Regions from separate parts of the Homo sapiens genome. Here region 2 is linked to region 1. Evidence: read pairs that join two places in POLR2A ChIA-PET (ENCODE). Cell type or tissue: PC-9. All regions are shown on one strand. Each heading gives the region's core, and the rest is flanking DNA. Links, peaks and the distances in the headings are about the cores only.

Region 1 (7,406 bases), core at 1,944-5,943:
AAAGCACAGCGTGGAAGCCTAGTGCGTTGTGATTGCTCATATTTTAAACCAGGGGAATGTTAAACAACTCCTTGAAAGCGAGCTCTCGACACCTAGAAGCCAGGGGCATTCATATTCCCGTGGCCGAGCTCAGCGCCCAGTGGACGGGAACCCGGTCCTTCTTGCCATGAGAACACCCAGCCCAGGAGAGGTCAGGGCCTGGCCTCCAGGTGGGTCCTCTCTGGTCGCTCCTCACTGGTCTTGAGTCCCAGGTGACACTTCCTGCCCGACTTCTGTCTCCTGCCACGGCCCCCCTCAATTCACATCCTAATTCACCCCGCCATCACCTTCTCAGCACCATGATGGCCACTCCCTCGTGTAGCCGGTTCCCCTGCTGCTGCAGCCGGGCCCTCCCACAGGCAAGCATCTGGAACTAGCACCAGAGCTTCCTCCTGTCAAAGCTGTGCCACTTTCCCCACTGGCTGCCTGTCCGCTCCTGCCAAACCTGCTCCCACCCGCCCCAGCCCAGAGCATGTGGCTTCTCTAAGGGCTTGAGTGCCTCCCTTTTGGGCCACCGTAGACACCCCACCTCTGAGTGGTCAGGCGCCACTGGTTGTCTCCTTCCAGCAAGAAAGTTGGAGTAAAATGTCCAGGGCCTGGGCTATGGAGTGTTGGAGCATTGCCGTGGCAGGAGAACGCAGTGGGCAGAGACGCACCCTGCCCTGCCTGCAGCATGGCCTGGAAAGTCACTGCCTCAACTCCATGCCTCCAAATGGGGGCGGGGAGGGTGCTTGCGGACCCACCCTGGAGGACCTCGGCCCTGTAAGCAGCAGATCAGAGCGTGGGCTGGTGCTGCTTCCAGGATCACAGGTGCTTTGCACACGTCAGTTACTCGAGTCATAGCCTCCTGAGGACGACTGCAAGGAGCTCATGAATGCTGGCCTGGCTTTCTGTTTCCATTCTTGAGATTGCAGTTGTTTTTATCCCATGACAACCCTGTGTCCTCTGAAAAGCTTGCCTCCTTCTCCCCGCAGTGGCCAGGACAAGGCTCACATTTTTCTGTTCTCTGTCTCCCCAGCCCTCTCCTGGGCTTTCTCCCGGTGCAATGACACCTTCATCTCCCTGTTGGTCCCATTCTCTGGGGTGGCTGGAGGTGGCCTGGGTATGCTCGGTCCAGTGCAGGTGGGCGTGCGGACTCTTCCGTACCTCACTTCTCCCTGCACCTGTGGCCCCTGCTATCGGCGTGCTTACTGGAGATGCGATTCCCCTCTTCCTTCTTTGTTCAGGTAGCAGGGCCCAAGAAAAATCGTCTTTTATGGAAGGCATCAAGCAAGAAATTTGATAGGCATTCTCTTCACTCTAGAAATCAGCCCCGTGGGACAGGGGTCTTGCCCTTTATTCTCTGACAGCGGCCAGCTCCTAGGGCACGCTTGGTGCGTGGGGACACTCAACAGGGAGATGCTTTCTCTGTGTCAATAGACTTCACTCATGGACTCAGTCGTTCGCCTAAAAATAGATTCCAAATGGTTGGAAACTCATAGGACAGTGGTTTGGCACAAAAGCGTGCTTGTGGCTGGTTTTAAAACTAAGTCGCGAAATTGATACACTGCTGTGTGATACACCAGAAAGTGGTCCGTTCCATCCACCCGCGCAAGTGTCTGTCACACAGAGGTTAGTTCTTTCATAAAACTTTATTACGTATCGAACCCCATTACTCATCCTGAATCTGTTTCAGGAAGGATGTGTGCTGGTGAAGAGGATGAGCGAAGGCCTGCCTTCCTGAAGCTCGAGCGCTCATAGGGAAGATGTTCCGTAAACAAAGAAACACGCATGGAGCATGTCATGTCCCCATGTGGAGAGAGCCACGGAGCACAGGGGGCCGGGAGGGGCTGGATGCGCCAGTGGCCAGCTTGGGGAAGGCCTCTCTTGGGGCTTCCTCCTTTGGCTCCTGGAGTCTAAAACTTCCTGGTGTCCCTTCTGCCTGCCTAGCAGAACCCCTCCACACGGCTCCCCGTCTAAGGCGGCAGGGATGAGCTGTGTGGATGCTGCTGAGACTGGTGTGACTGCTTTGAGCCTTGTCCACTGATGCAGCACCTGCAGGGTGCCGCCGGCCCCAGCAAGGACACACCAGTGGTTGGTGGGATGTGAGCGGGACTGGAGTGAGGCCAGCCGTGGACAGCAGTGCAGAGGGACAGGCCCTAGGGAGTTGTGCTTTAAAGAAGGGCAGGAGTCAAATGTCCAGGGTGGAGGTGTGCGGCCAAGGGAGAGTTGTGTTAAAAATGTGAGATGACAGGGCCGGGCGTGGTGGCTCATGCCTATAATCCCAGCACTTTGGGAGGCCAAGGCGGATGGATCATGAGGTCAAGAGATCGAGACCATCCTGGCCAACATGTTGAAACCCGTCTCTACTAAAAATACGAAAATTAGCTGGGCGTGGTGCAGGAGAATCTCTTGAACCCAGGAGGCAGAGGTGGCAGTGAGCCGAGATCACGCCACTGCACTACAGCCTGGTGACAGAGCAAGACTTCGTCACACACACGCACAAAAAAGTGAGATGACAGCTCATGTTTAGTGCCGGGTGCTGGGTGAGCGAGGGTGGGTGAGCATCCATTTCCCAGGGGAGGGGCCCCGCGCCCATGGAGACTGCTGGGGACAGGCTGGGGCAGGGCGGGGTGGAGGGTGTCCTCTTCTGATGGATGCTTTTGGTTTTTGGTTTTGTTTTGTTTTGTTTTGTTTTGTTTTGTTTTGTTTCAGTGAAGTGAAAAGTGAGGTCATCGTGAGGATGGTGTGGGGCGTGGGGTGTTTGAAGCGGGAGGAGAAGCTTTGAAATAGCCCCTTGGAGAGTGGGAAGTGGGTTACTACAGAAGTGAGGTAGGATTGAAGGGCAGGCCAGAGGCCACTGAGGGGTACACTGACCACACAGAGGAGGCCGGTGTGCATGGCACCACCCTCTCCCAGCCCTGGCCCATGACGGTGCTGAGCAGGTGGAGGGCTGGAAGTCAGTGAAGTTGGGGCTTCCTACTCAGGAGAGATGGTGGGAGAAGGGAAACTTACAAGGGTGAGTTTCAAGTCGTGTGCGATGCTGCCCGGCTGTATAAGAAAAACCGTGGGATGTGAGCGGGTTGGACGTCAGATGGCATGGAACTCAGGGCATAGAGGAGCCACGGGAGTGAAGGCCTAGTGAGCTGGGGAGGCAGGGGTGGGGGTGGCAGTTAGACCCTAGAAACTGTGGTTCTTGCTGGTAGCAAGCCTGGGTGAGACCATGAGAGAGGGTGTCTGAGGTCCAGGGCAGAAGAGATTCATGAGGGTGGAGTGGCACAGAGGCCAGGGTGCTGGAGAGGACACCCAGGAGGCTGAGATGCAGACAGACCAAAATTCCAAAGGAGGTGTGTGCGAGAGGTTGAAAACTAGAAGCTCTGGTTGAAATTCCATGGGGTTTCTCGCTATTGATATTTTAGGTATTTGAGACTGTTCTTTGTGGCAGGGGCTGTCCTGTGCATTGTAGGGCATTTTTCAGCACCTCTGGCTTCTACCATCTGATGCCTGTAGCACCTCCACTCCACCCAGTTTGATACCCAGAAACGTCTCCAGCCATTGCCAGAGGTCCTGGGTGGGGGTTCCTGGAGAACCGGTGGATCTGTGGGAATCCAGAGTCCCATGGGGCTAGAAGTGCTCGTGTGGAAGGACACAAAAGGAAAACGTGGATGTGGAGGAAATGCTGATGGGTTGGCTGTGGTGGTCTCTTAGAGGAAGGTGGGTGGTGGTATTTCCAAGTGCTGTCTCCTTCCCAAGACTGCCACTTAGCTGCTTCCTCCAGGTGAGTCCGGGATTTCTCGGACTCACCAAGAGAATTATAAATATTGCAAGATATGGAGAAAGCTTAGAAATGAGAGGGCCCTGTCCCTGTCAACTGTTTTGCAAAAAGTTTTCTACAGCTAAAAGTGGGAAGGGGCCTAGAAACAGACGTGCCATTTTGATTTCCAGAAACGTGAATTCTGAGCTAGATGCCAGTGAGTCAGGTCACAACCAGGTGGGATTCTGAATTCAGTTGTTAAAGGGCTGCTTTGTGTGCACATAGAAAAGGAAACAGATGTATTTGAACAGAGGTAGTTTATTAAAGAGAATGAATAGACATCAAATAGATGGCCCTTTATCGTTTTCAGTTGTCAAAAATACGTGTGAGTTGGGTACCATATAGCCCTCAGCAGAGTATTTGACAAGATTTTTCCTTGGTTTCCTCATAGGCAAGTTGAAAGATATGTGAGCTGAACACAAAGACAGTGTAATTTATCTAGGCTCAGTGGTCACTCTTAGAATCTTCCAGGAGCGGATGGTGCATGTTAAGGTGGGAAGCTCTATCTTGACTCCACCCTGTTCACCATCTTTTTCATTGATGTGGATGGATATATGGGAGTATATGCTCAGAACGGTCAAGCATAACTAAGGCGATAGTGAAGAGTAACAACACATAGGCTTAGAACACAGAGACATAGAGTGGTGGCCTGGAATAGAGAGCCTAGCGGTAGACCTACCACGCCCCTGTGGAAGCCTGTCGTGTGGACGGCATAGCTAATGTGTGTGTTCTGAGTGTCTTCGAAATAGCGGTGTACACTCATAAAAACAACCGCTGGATAACGGAAGAGAGTTTATGATATAATGCACCTACTGTAGGCTCAGCATTGCACAAGTCACCACAGGGGAGGCGAGCACTGGTGGTTGCCCTGGGCACAGGCATGCTAGTTAGATTGAGATAAGCGACTGGCAGCCTCGTGCAGAAGGTCCTAACTGTGGGCTCCGTGGGAGTGTAGAGATGAGAAATGTTAGTTTGGGAGAGAGTGTTACAAACACAGAGTGACAGAGGGAAGGACGCACAGTTGGGGATGAACATGGCCTGTCGAAATGAGAGGACACCCAAGGGACAGAGTAAAATAATATGATTTTAATATAATAATATTACTTAATAGCGGCCCCTGGCAGCCGAGGAGAGTTGCGTTTGCCTGTTCTGCTTATCTCCCTGCAGGACTAGGGTTGAGCTCTCTGAGGGCAAAGACAGTCACAGTGACCATTGTTTCCCATGGCCTGGCACCATACCTGGCAAAGTGGGCTCCTAACACTGAATAGAGAGGATGGGATGGTAAAGACTTGGGAACCCTGGGCAGAAAATATTTAAAATGAGCAAAAAGATTGCCTGCCTGGTTTGAGCATTGAATAACACAGAGAAGGGTTGCTTTAGAATCAGGTAATGATCTTGGGGTCTCTGGATGCCCCACCCCCTGAACGTTATGAGGCTTCTGAACACTGTTAAATCATAAATAAAAATTAATTAGGCTCGCCCTTTTTTTTCCAAGATATCTATAGCTTTTATCTGATATTCAGTGGAATCTAGTATTTCAGAAATACATATAAGAACCACTACTTTAGAAATATCAGTATTGTAAAATCATGGGACAGCTTAAAAGGTGAAAGTCTGGGAGGAGAAGGACCTCGTGGAGCTGGCCGCACAGTCTAGGCTTGGGGGTAAGGTAAGAACTGGACCAGGGGTACGTGGTGCTTAAATGGAGAGCAGGCAGTCATGGAGCGGCTTTGTGAAAACAGGCTGAGCTCGAGGTCCCAGGCTGCTCAAGGCAAGGGAAGTGTCTTATTTAAACCTGCCCGCTCCCACCTCTGCAGTTCCACCACAACCAAACTGTCATAGTGCAGGCTCAGGGGGTCTCAGGACTGCTGGCTACACCTCGGGTACAGTTAACCAAGGAGGTTTACCAGATGTCCACCGTGGAAAGCAAGTGTTGGGCAGAAGTGGCAGGGAAGTGGCAGTTTCAAGGGTGAAGCCCAAGGTGATAGCAGAGAAAGCTGCCCGGAATGCAAAGGTCAGAGTGAGTGCTGTTTCTTGGGAGCCGGCTGCCGGGAAGAGAGGGTCAGGTAGAGCCAAGCCTGGAACTGGTGTTGGTGTCATGCACATGGAGAATGCCCCTGTGGACGTAGGGAGGAGAGGCAGGAAAACATGGCATCTTGGGCCAGCACAGTTAGCATGATAAGGGAAAGGAAGTCTTACGGGGGCGAAGGAAGGCACAGTGAAACAGTGTGCCGTTTTGAAGAAGCAATGGTGAAGGAAGCCAGACTTCAAGGAGTCAGGAAGAAACACAGTGGATTTAAACCCTCTATCTGGATAGGAACCTTGTCTGGAGAGGTCTGCAGCGGTTTTGAGCAGACCTGACCGAGCTCTGTGACTTCAGCAAGTTACTTAACCTTCCCCTGTGCCTTGGTTTTCTAATCTGTAAAGTGGAGGTGGTAGGGATACCACGTGCCTCAGCGGATTGCTTAAGAGTCCTGAACGCATTGCTGAAGGTAGAGCCTGGAATAGCCCCTGTTGGGTAGTAACTTTGGATGAGTGTTTGCTGTTGAGACTGTGGCTTCAAGGGTTAAGGAAATAACCCTTTAAGGAATAATGGGGTTTAGGAAAGTGGGCATGAAAGATCTTGGGACCTCTGAGGACAGAAGTGACGCAGTGGAGAGGGAGGAATGAGTGGAAGTGACCTGGCCAAGACACCTGAGGATGAAAGATGGGACCAGGACAAGCTAGGAATGTTCATTTAGCAAGAGAGGGGAGCCCATTCCTCTAGGGATGGAGAGAGGGGAGTCCGTTCCTCTGGGGATGGAGAGAGGGAGCCCTTTCCTCTGGGGATGGAGGAGAGGGGAGCCTTTTCCTCTGGGGATGGAGGAGAGGGGAGCCCGTTCCTCTGGGGATGGAGGAGAGGGGAGCCCGTTCCTCTGGGGATGGAGGAGAGGGGAGCCCTTTCCTCTGGGGATGGAGGAGAGGGGAGCTCGTTCCTCTGGGGATGGAGGAGAGGGGAGTCTGTTCCTCTAAGGATGGAGGAGAGGGGAGCCCATTTCTCTAGGGATGGAGAGAGGGGAGTCCGTTCCTCTGGGGATGGAGGAGAGGGGGGCCTGTTCCTCTGGGGATGGAGAAGAGGGGGGCCTGTTCCTCTGGGGATGGAGAGAGGGGAGCCTGTTCCTCTAAGGATGGAGGAGAGGGCGAGAAGGCCAGTAGAGGAGCCGTGATGGTGGAGTCACAACAGAGGCACCCCAGGAAGCTGACAGCCAGATTTCTGCCATTGATGTTACCTCTCACCTACCACCAGGGGACAGTGACCTGTCCGTGTGCCTCTGCATCTAAGGATGTGCGTCCATAGGAAGCACCTCCTGCCTGGTAGAGGGAAAGTTGCTGAGACACCGAATTGCCACATTTCTCGCAACTCCTTAAAGTGGTGAAGGGAACTTCCGCCTTTTGTGAGTGAGTGACCACCCACAAGGAGTGCACATGGTTGACACAGTCTCAGGTGTCTCATGGTGTCCAGTGCTGCCTGGGCTGCCCTGCAGGAGCCCTGGGGTGGCCCTTCACCCTCTTCGCAGGAGGAGCTCCCCACAGC
Region 2 (7,406 bases), core at 1,888-5,887, 130 kb before region 1:
GCTCTGAGACTGTGTGACATCTGATGGCCAGGGCATGTACATCATCACAAGGAAACAAGACCTGGAGGGGGCCGGTGAGCCAGGGAGCATGGTAGAAGAGACAAGCCGGAGAGCAGCTGGCTCTGGAGGGGCACTGGCAGGACCCGAGGGTGCAGGCAGCAAGCAGGCTGTTGGGTGCTGCAGGCGCTCTCCATTGGAGCAGTGCTGTGGAAGCACCGTCGGCCTGCCGCCGTGCTGAGTGATGCCAGGGCCACGACAGAGGCTGGCGTAGGCACGGGAGCGGGACCACACGTGGCCAAATGAGCAGGAAGGAAGGGACAGGGCAGGATTATTTTAGAAACTTAGAAAAATCATACCTGCTTGCTGTAGCAAAATTAGAAGATGTACATGGACAAAAACGTAGAAGTCACCCCTTAATGCCAGTACTCCAGGATGAAAGTGGTTATCCCCATAGTTTGCACCCCTGTTCAAGTTCACTCTCTCTGAAACACCTAAACCACCCACCCCCACTCTCCAAGGCCCTCATGCTCACCTTGACTCTCCTCATCACCCCGCCCCCTCCTCAGAGTGCTTGCTAATGTCACTCTGGATCCCACCTATCCTGGCTTCCATGTGGGTAGAAATCTTGACTTTTCGTTACAGTGAATGTCATAAAAGGTGCTCAAGAAATATATCCCGAATGAATGAATGGAACAATAACTGGTAAACCTTTAAAGATATTTATCAAATGGGATCCCACTACAAATATGGTTATAAAATGGGATCACACACTTACATGTGTGCATGTTTATGAATACATGTGTATAACTGAAACAAATGTTCTATGAAATGATCCTAAGTGCATCTCACTCCAATCCTCCAATCTGGTTTTTTTTTTTTTTTTTTTAAAGCTCTGGTTGCAGCTCACTAAAGTAATTTCATGACCCACTAATTATCTCACATATTTTGTAAAACTCACATTTTTTTTGTAAAAAAAAAAAAAGCCAGTAGCAGCACTGGCTCTTTGTCCAGTATTGACATGTTAACTGTCATCCTAGTTGAGCCAGCCCCCTCCATGTAGGCCAGTCTGGCGAAATCCAGTGCTGTGTCTCTATGCAGTCCACGGGCACACTGAGTTCTCATTTGCCCGGTTGGAACAGCTGATGGTTAGTTCTCAGCGTGATCACCGTGGTCAGATGGGCGCCCCATGTGGTGCCTTGTGGGAGAAAAGTTCCAGGTTTTCTTTAGCTACTTCCACAGGTACACAGAGGTGTGCTGGCCATGGGGTTTGTGTCTCTGCATGTTCTTCCGCATAGTATGAGGTGCAGGCTTTTATTTCATAGGGACACACCAGTGTCAGACAGAACATGGGGACAAGATCACACTGCAGATTCAGATATGCCTTCTGTCCTTTCAAAGGGTGTATCCTGGTTCATCCTCTGTCCCTGCCTGCTGGAATAACTGCTTCCCCCGCTGCGTCCTGTCCTCGTGCACCCACCCAGGCCACAGAGCCCGGTCTGTGAGCAGCAGGAGGGCAGAGCCCTGTCCTCCTCTGCAGCATAACCCATAATTATGGCTCTTAATTTACATATTCCATGCCTGCCTTGAGAAAATATTTTACCTGGAATGTCAGTTTTTTGGGTACCATCCACTGGAGTTCACATTCATTTTCACCAGTTGTTCACTTAGCAGACCATTAGAAAGGAGGTCCCTGCGAGGTCCCCGTGAGAGGATAGGAAAATGCCATTTAAATAAAAGGTCAGCAAGAGCGAGAGTCTCCGAAGTTAGACAGGCATCCGGAGAAAGGTGGATGTGGAAAGTGAGGTTGACTTCTGGGCGCATGTGTGGAATATCCAGGCCCTTAGAGGCTCGGGTCTAGTGGTGGAGGATGAGGCCCCTCTGCCATAGGGAGAGCCTGTCTTAATCACGCCACGCAGGTGGAACAGACTCTATGCAGAAAACTTGCGGAAGCATTTTGCTAACATCACGAGAACATGTGATTCGTTAGTTGGAGTGGACAGGAATGACTTCAGAAACCAGAGCAGGGAGTCTCGCTTAAAGTCTTGGCATCCTCGCCCCTCGGCCTCACACCTCCCCCGTTCCCGATTCTCTACTTTTGCTCTCCCCGATTGCACAGTAGCCTCACTGGATGGACAGGTGCCCTCAGTGTGTTCCCCGGGCATGCGTTTCCCACGCTGAGCTCAGAGGTAGCTTTCAGTAAGTGCCAGCTGGATTTTGTCACTCCTTCAGTTGCAATCTTCAGTGGCTCCCCATGGCCTGCACCAAAATGTTTATAACCCTTGGAAGGTGTCAGAGCCTGTACACCCCAACCCTGGTCTGGTCTCAGATAGTCTCCCCAGAGCTCCCAGCCATCAACTTTCTTGGTTTTCAAATACACAGTGTATCTTGTGCTGCCACACCTGGCAGAGAGGCTCCTCAGCTTGGAGCGTTTTTCTTCCTTCATCTACGTCTGTGTTTTGTAAACTTGTCATCTTTTCAGATGTTGCTCATGTAGCCCCTCTCTTGTGTAACCATTCTTATTCATCTGAGGTGTAAGTTGCCCACTGCCCCACCCTGTGGGCCTCTTAGCACTTTGTCCATTACTTTGTTAAAGTAGCTGGCACGTTGTGTAAGCTTTTCCGAGGAGGACAAGGGGTTCATATCTGGCTCTCCATGGACACTGAGTTCCTGGAGATGGCTGGGACTTTGGTGCTTAGCCCTGTGCTGGGCACTTTACAACAAAATCGTGTCTCCATTGCAAAAAGTTTGTATCATGTTAAGCTTTGCTCGTGTAGTTTACTAATAAGTGTGTATCAAAGATTAAGGTAGAAAGTAATGATTTTGATACTGCTTCTTAGACAAAGAAGGCGGCTAACAAGAGCCAACCACTGACTGGAGAGGCTCCGGCTGTCACCGTGATTATTAATACATTGTAATGACATTTTGGGGATTCCGCCATATTTTGTATGGTTGCCAGCAAAATGTTGACAGTTGTATTGTGGTTAATAAATTCATTTAGATTTATAAGCATTGTTTACAGAACCTGTTCGCCTGCTGAAACTCTAACAGCATCTGTTCCTTCTTACTAATTAACTGCTAATTACAAATGAGCTTTGTGTGTTTGTCAGTATAACTGGCTCATGCATTTTGTAAGGAACATTAACAAATTGATTTACATAGTGGAAAAGCAATCAAAAGAGTAAACTGAACAGCACAGGTCTAAAGCCCTTTAGCCGGCTTTTGAATGAAGCAAACTTTTGATGGCTATAAATATTGCCATAAATTTTCCATTACCTTAATTCTTTGGTAAAGGTACAGCGATCAAAAGCAATATTGAGTGAGTAATACTCAAATTAGAGCACTGCAGCAGGTGGCCGGGAGTGCTGGTGATGGCCCTGCAGAATCCTTTGGGGGCCGATAGAGGAGAAACACCAACAAGTGGTCCTGTAGGAAATGCATCCACTCCCTTGTGGGAATGCTGCTGACTTTTGAAAGCTGCACTCGTGACTGGGGTTGCTTCAGAACCCAGTCACTTAAGTACAGGTTCACACTGTGATATCGAAGTCAGTGTCTCAGCCAGCCTGCTGCAAGGCGCTTAGCCGGGAAGTGGAAATCTGGTGTCTGTCACACTTTTTCTCCTCTTGGGTTCTCAGATTTCAAACCGTGTTGATCTGTGTCATGCTTCAGGGGGCAGGCATTTAAAGTTAACCAGTTTAAGTGGGTGATTCCAAAAGTCCAGGGCTCCTTCATCCACTCTTCTCAAGGAGCGGGAGAAGATGGAGACAGCCCTGAAGAATCAAGTTCCTGGTATGTTTTCTAAAGCTCCCTCCTCGAGATAGAGAACTATGACCCAGGCCAGAGCCACAGGGGCACAGACAGAACAGGAGGAACGGGTTACACTGGTGCCATTTACATTCACAGTTAACTTTCTAGGTGATTCACAATGCAGGTGTAAAACTGGAGATCACAACTCAGGCAGCTGGATGGAGAGTTCAAGGGTTTTTTGTTGGGTTGGGGGGGTTGTGGGAGGGGGTTGAGACGGAGTTTTGCTCTTGTTGCCCGGTCTGGAGTGCAGTGGCGCAATCTCAGCTTACCGCAACCTCCGCCTCCGGGGTTCAAGAGATTCTCCTGCCTCAGCCTCCCAAGTAGCTGGGATTACAGGCATGCAACACCACGCCTGGCTAATTTTGTATTTTTAGTAGAGACAGGCTTTCTCTATGTTGGTCAGGCTGGTCTTGAACTCCTGACCTCAGGTGATCCGCCCACCTCGGCCTCCCAAAGTGCTGGGATTATAGGCATGAGCCACTGCACCCAGCCTTCAAGGGTTTTTTTTTGAAAGGTTTAGGCTAAATATGATTAACAGCGGTTACATTAAAGTAATACTGAGTACTTTCCTGAGAGGGAACGTTTACTCTAAAGGATCCAGATACACAGTTGTTGGCCTGAGCCCTGACACTGATGTTCAGGGTCAGAACAGCTGGGAAGGTGGGGAGGGCTGCTAGGTCCAGGGCCCTAAGCCATGGAAGGAGACCCTACTTGCCAGCTGTGAGCCTCAGGCAAACCCCTAGACCTCTTGAACCTCAGTTAACTCAGGTGCAGAATGAGGATGATAGAACAACCCTCTTCCCCAGGGTTGTTGGTGGATTAATAAGATGATGGAGTCTACCAGTAAAGGAGGTGGCATATAACAACAGCTCACTAAATAAGTTACTATTGTCATGATCTCTGTATTCCTGTGAAAGTAACCACATGTAAACACTAGACATTAAACCTTATTAGGTCATAGTAACTCCATATGGGAGGAGAGTCTCTTTTCTCATCAATAAATTTATTACTGTTAATTCCAGATAAATGTTAGAAAAAAATTAAGCTTAAAAATAGAATAGATAAGGGAGTACAGGCTCCCTTAATAAAGGCTAAGAGGGAATGTCAGAGCCGGGGGTGGTGGCTCACACCTGTAGTCCCAGCACTTTGGGAGGCTGAGGTGGGTAGATCACCTGAGGTCAGGAGTATGAGACCAGCCTGGCCACCATGGTGAAACCCCATCTTTACTAAAAACACAAAAAAACTTAGCTGGGCGTCGTGGTGTGCACATGTAGTCCCAGCTACTTGGGACACTGAAGCAAGAGAATCACGTGAACCCAAGAGGCGGAGGTTGCAGCGAGCAGAGATTGTGCCACTGCACTCCAGCCTGGGTGGCAGAGTGAGACTGTGTCCCCCCACCCCCCCAAAAAAAGAAAAGAGGGAATGCCAGGGTTACTTTACAAAGCTGTAGTTTGTTTAACACATTTAATTGACAATCAAGCCATCTCACAAATGTAAGTAAATGGCACTATTGATAAATAACAGGCTTGCCATTGGTGAATATTTTGCCTCCAAAGTGATTTTGCTAAAAGTATGTGTATATACAGTTTCTGTAACATTTCATATGGTAGGAGGAAGAAGAGGCACTGTGCTTTCTGAAGCATTTATTCCTCCTTAGAATTTTTCCCAGGGGTAAGTGTTCAGAAAATCTGAAGAATTCAAAATAATTTGCTCCAAAATATTATGATGTGATTAACTACGTATTGTACCAGCCAGCATTTACTGACCATATGTATGTATTAGCCACCATCAGTAGTTATAAAAAGGAAATTGATTTAGTGAGATACAGTCTACACTTTTAAAAACTCACAACCTAGCAAGAAAGTCAGGCTTGTCTCAGTAACTGCTGTGCAGATCTGACTGTACTAGGTATGCACTAGAATGTGCCAGGGGAACCCCGAAGGGATCATTTGCTTCGCTTTCCATGTGTTACATCCATCCCCAACCTTCTAGTATTTTCTACAGATGACATTTAGTGAACAGAAAGCCTCTCTCTCTGACCCTAATTGATTAAAGACTTTTTTTTTTTAAGAAGCATAAATTAGAAGTGAACACAACTTTTTGGACTTACAAGTGAAAAATCCAGTGCCTAAGACTTTCTGGTGAAATGTTGCCGCTCGGGAATTTCAGTTGGAAACATAAAGCCATTCATTAAGCTAACGCGGGTGTACGTGAGGTTTATTCAAGAGATAAATTGCTGGTGTGTTGGTGTTTAGAACATCAACTCTGTCGGATATTTCATGTGACCGAGGTCTGAGCATCAGAATCCATGCCCATGCCACTGCTCTCCCCAGGGGCCTGAGTCTGCATTTACTGTGAAGCAATCTTTTATGGAAAAAACTTGCAAAAAATAGAATGAGTTTGAAATAGAAAGTCTGAGAACACAAACCTGTGCTTTTCCATTTAAATATGGCACAAGGAGATCCCAAAGCTGTTGGACCAGTGATTTTCAACCCTGGATATGCCCACGGGTGTGGGCGTGCAGGCACACATACACACGCACACACTCCGTCCACGGAGGGTCAGAGTCACACTCATTGGGCCTGGGTGGGGCCCGGGCATCTATTCTCTAGTGTTTCCCATTTAAAGGTGTTCATCAGAATCACCTGGAGAGCTTAAAAAAGCAAAAAGCAAGCCGGGCACAGTAGCTCATGCCTCTAATCTCAGCACTTCGGGAGGCCAGGAGCTCAAGGCTGCAGTGAGCTATGATCGCACTGCTGCACTCCAGCCTGGGCGACAGAGCAAGACCCCATCTTAAAAACAAAACGTGATGTTGGAGGAGCCAGACTCTAGGCTTTGGGAAGGGGCTTTCCTGGGGAGGGCAGATTTGTTGAGAATCCATTTTCCCAGCGAGTTCGTTTCCACCCCCTTAAGAACAACCACTTTAGAAGAACATTAGGCAGAGGAAAGGGGCTCCTACGTGTACCTCCTTTCCAGGAGATGTGGGAACAGGAGGAGTACTTGCCTTTTCATACATGAAATGGTTTTTTATTTGCAGATTATCATTTGAAAGACATTTTGGTAGCCTGATTTCCACTCAGAAATAGATGTCACCAACACAGGATGAGAGACTCTTATAAAGAATTACGAACTTCTGTTAAAATGAGAAAGTCAATGAAGGGAGGCAGCATACCCAGAAAAGGGGAAAATTAAAATCTGAAATAATTTATGAGGAAAATAATTTTCCATCTAAGAGTGTATTAGCTGTTTATTCAAAACCCTTGATGGGAATGTTTGTAATCAGGTCATATTGTGATCTTCCCACAGCCTGTGGTTTCTGTTTTTCCCCTCCTGGCCTTACAGTTAGGGGAGTTAGGGCAGGTTCCCTCCAGAGGTGACACCTGTTGACAACCAGTCTTTCATGACAGCAAGCTGCTGTCCATTCTGATGGCTTCAGCCTCTGTGCATTCTGATGGCTTCAGCCGCTGTCCATTCTGATGGCTTCAGCCGCTGTCCATTCTGATGGCTTCAGTGGACATTGCAGTGACCATTAAAGTAAAGTGGCTTAGAGACATAACACGGCGACATTTATGTAGGGGCAGAGAAGACAAGGCTGTTCCTCT

What was found. Peaks named below come from ENCODE experiments on the same cell type or tissue, not always from the same donor. Only the 100,000 strongest peaks of a DNase experiment are listed, where the experiment ranks them.
Region 2: POLR2A ChIA-PET joins it to region 1 with 6 read pairs; 2 of 35 experiments call an interaction of 5 or more read pairs at or near these places.

The regions. Positions count from the first base shown.
Region 1 is chr2:235,959,356-235,966,761 of GRCh38, forward strand. All of the region lies in intron 12 of AGAP1 (ArfGAP with GTPase domain, ankyrin repeat and PH domain 1), which reads left to right. Among named protein-coding and RNA genes, the nearest start is that of GBX2-AS1, 200 kb to the right of the region's middle. In PC-9, for the core only: no CTCF peak of the experiment used is centred there; no DNase peak of the experiment used is centred there.
Region 2 is chr2:235,832,989-235,840,394 of GRCh38, forward strand. All of the region lies in intron 9 of AGAP1 (ArfGAP with GTPase domain, ankyrin repeat and PH domain 1), which reads left to right. Among named protein-coding and RNA genes, the nearest start is that of TNRC17, 320 kb to the left of the region's middle. In PC-9, for the core only: no CTCF peak of the experiment used is centred there; a DNase peak (open chromatin) is centred at 3,873; H3K27ac peaks cover 498 bases.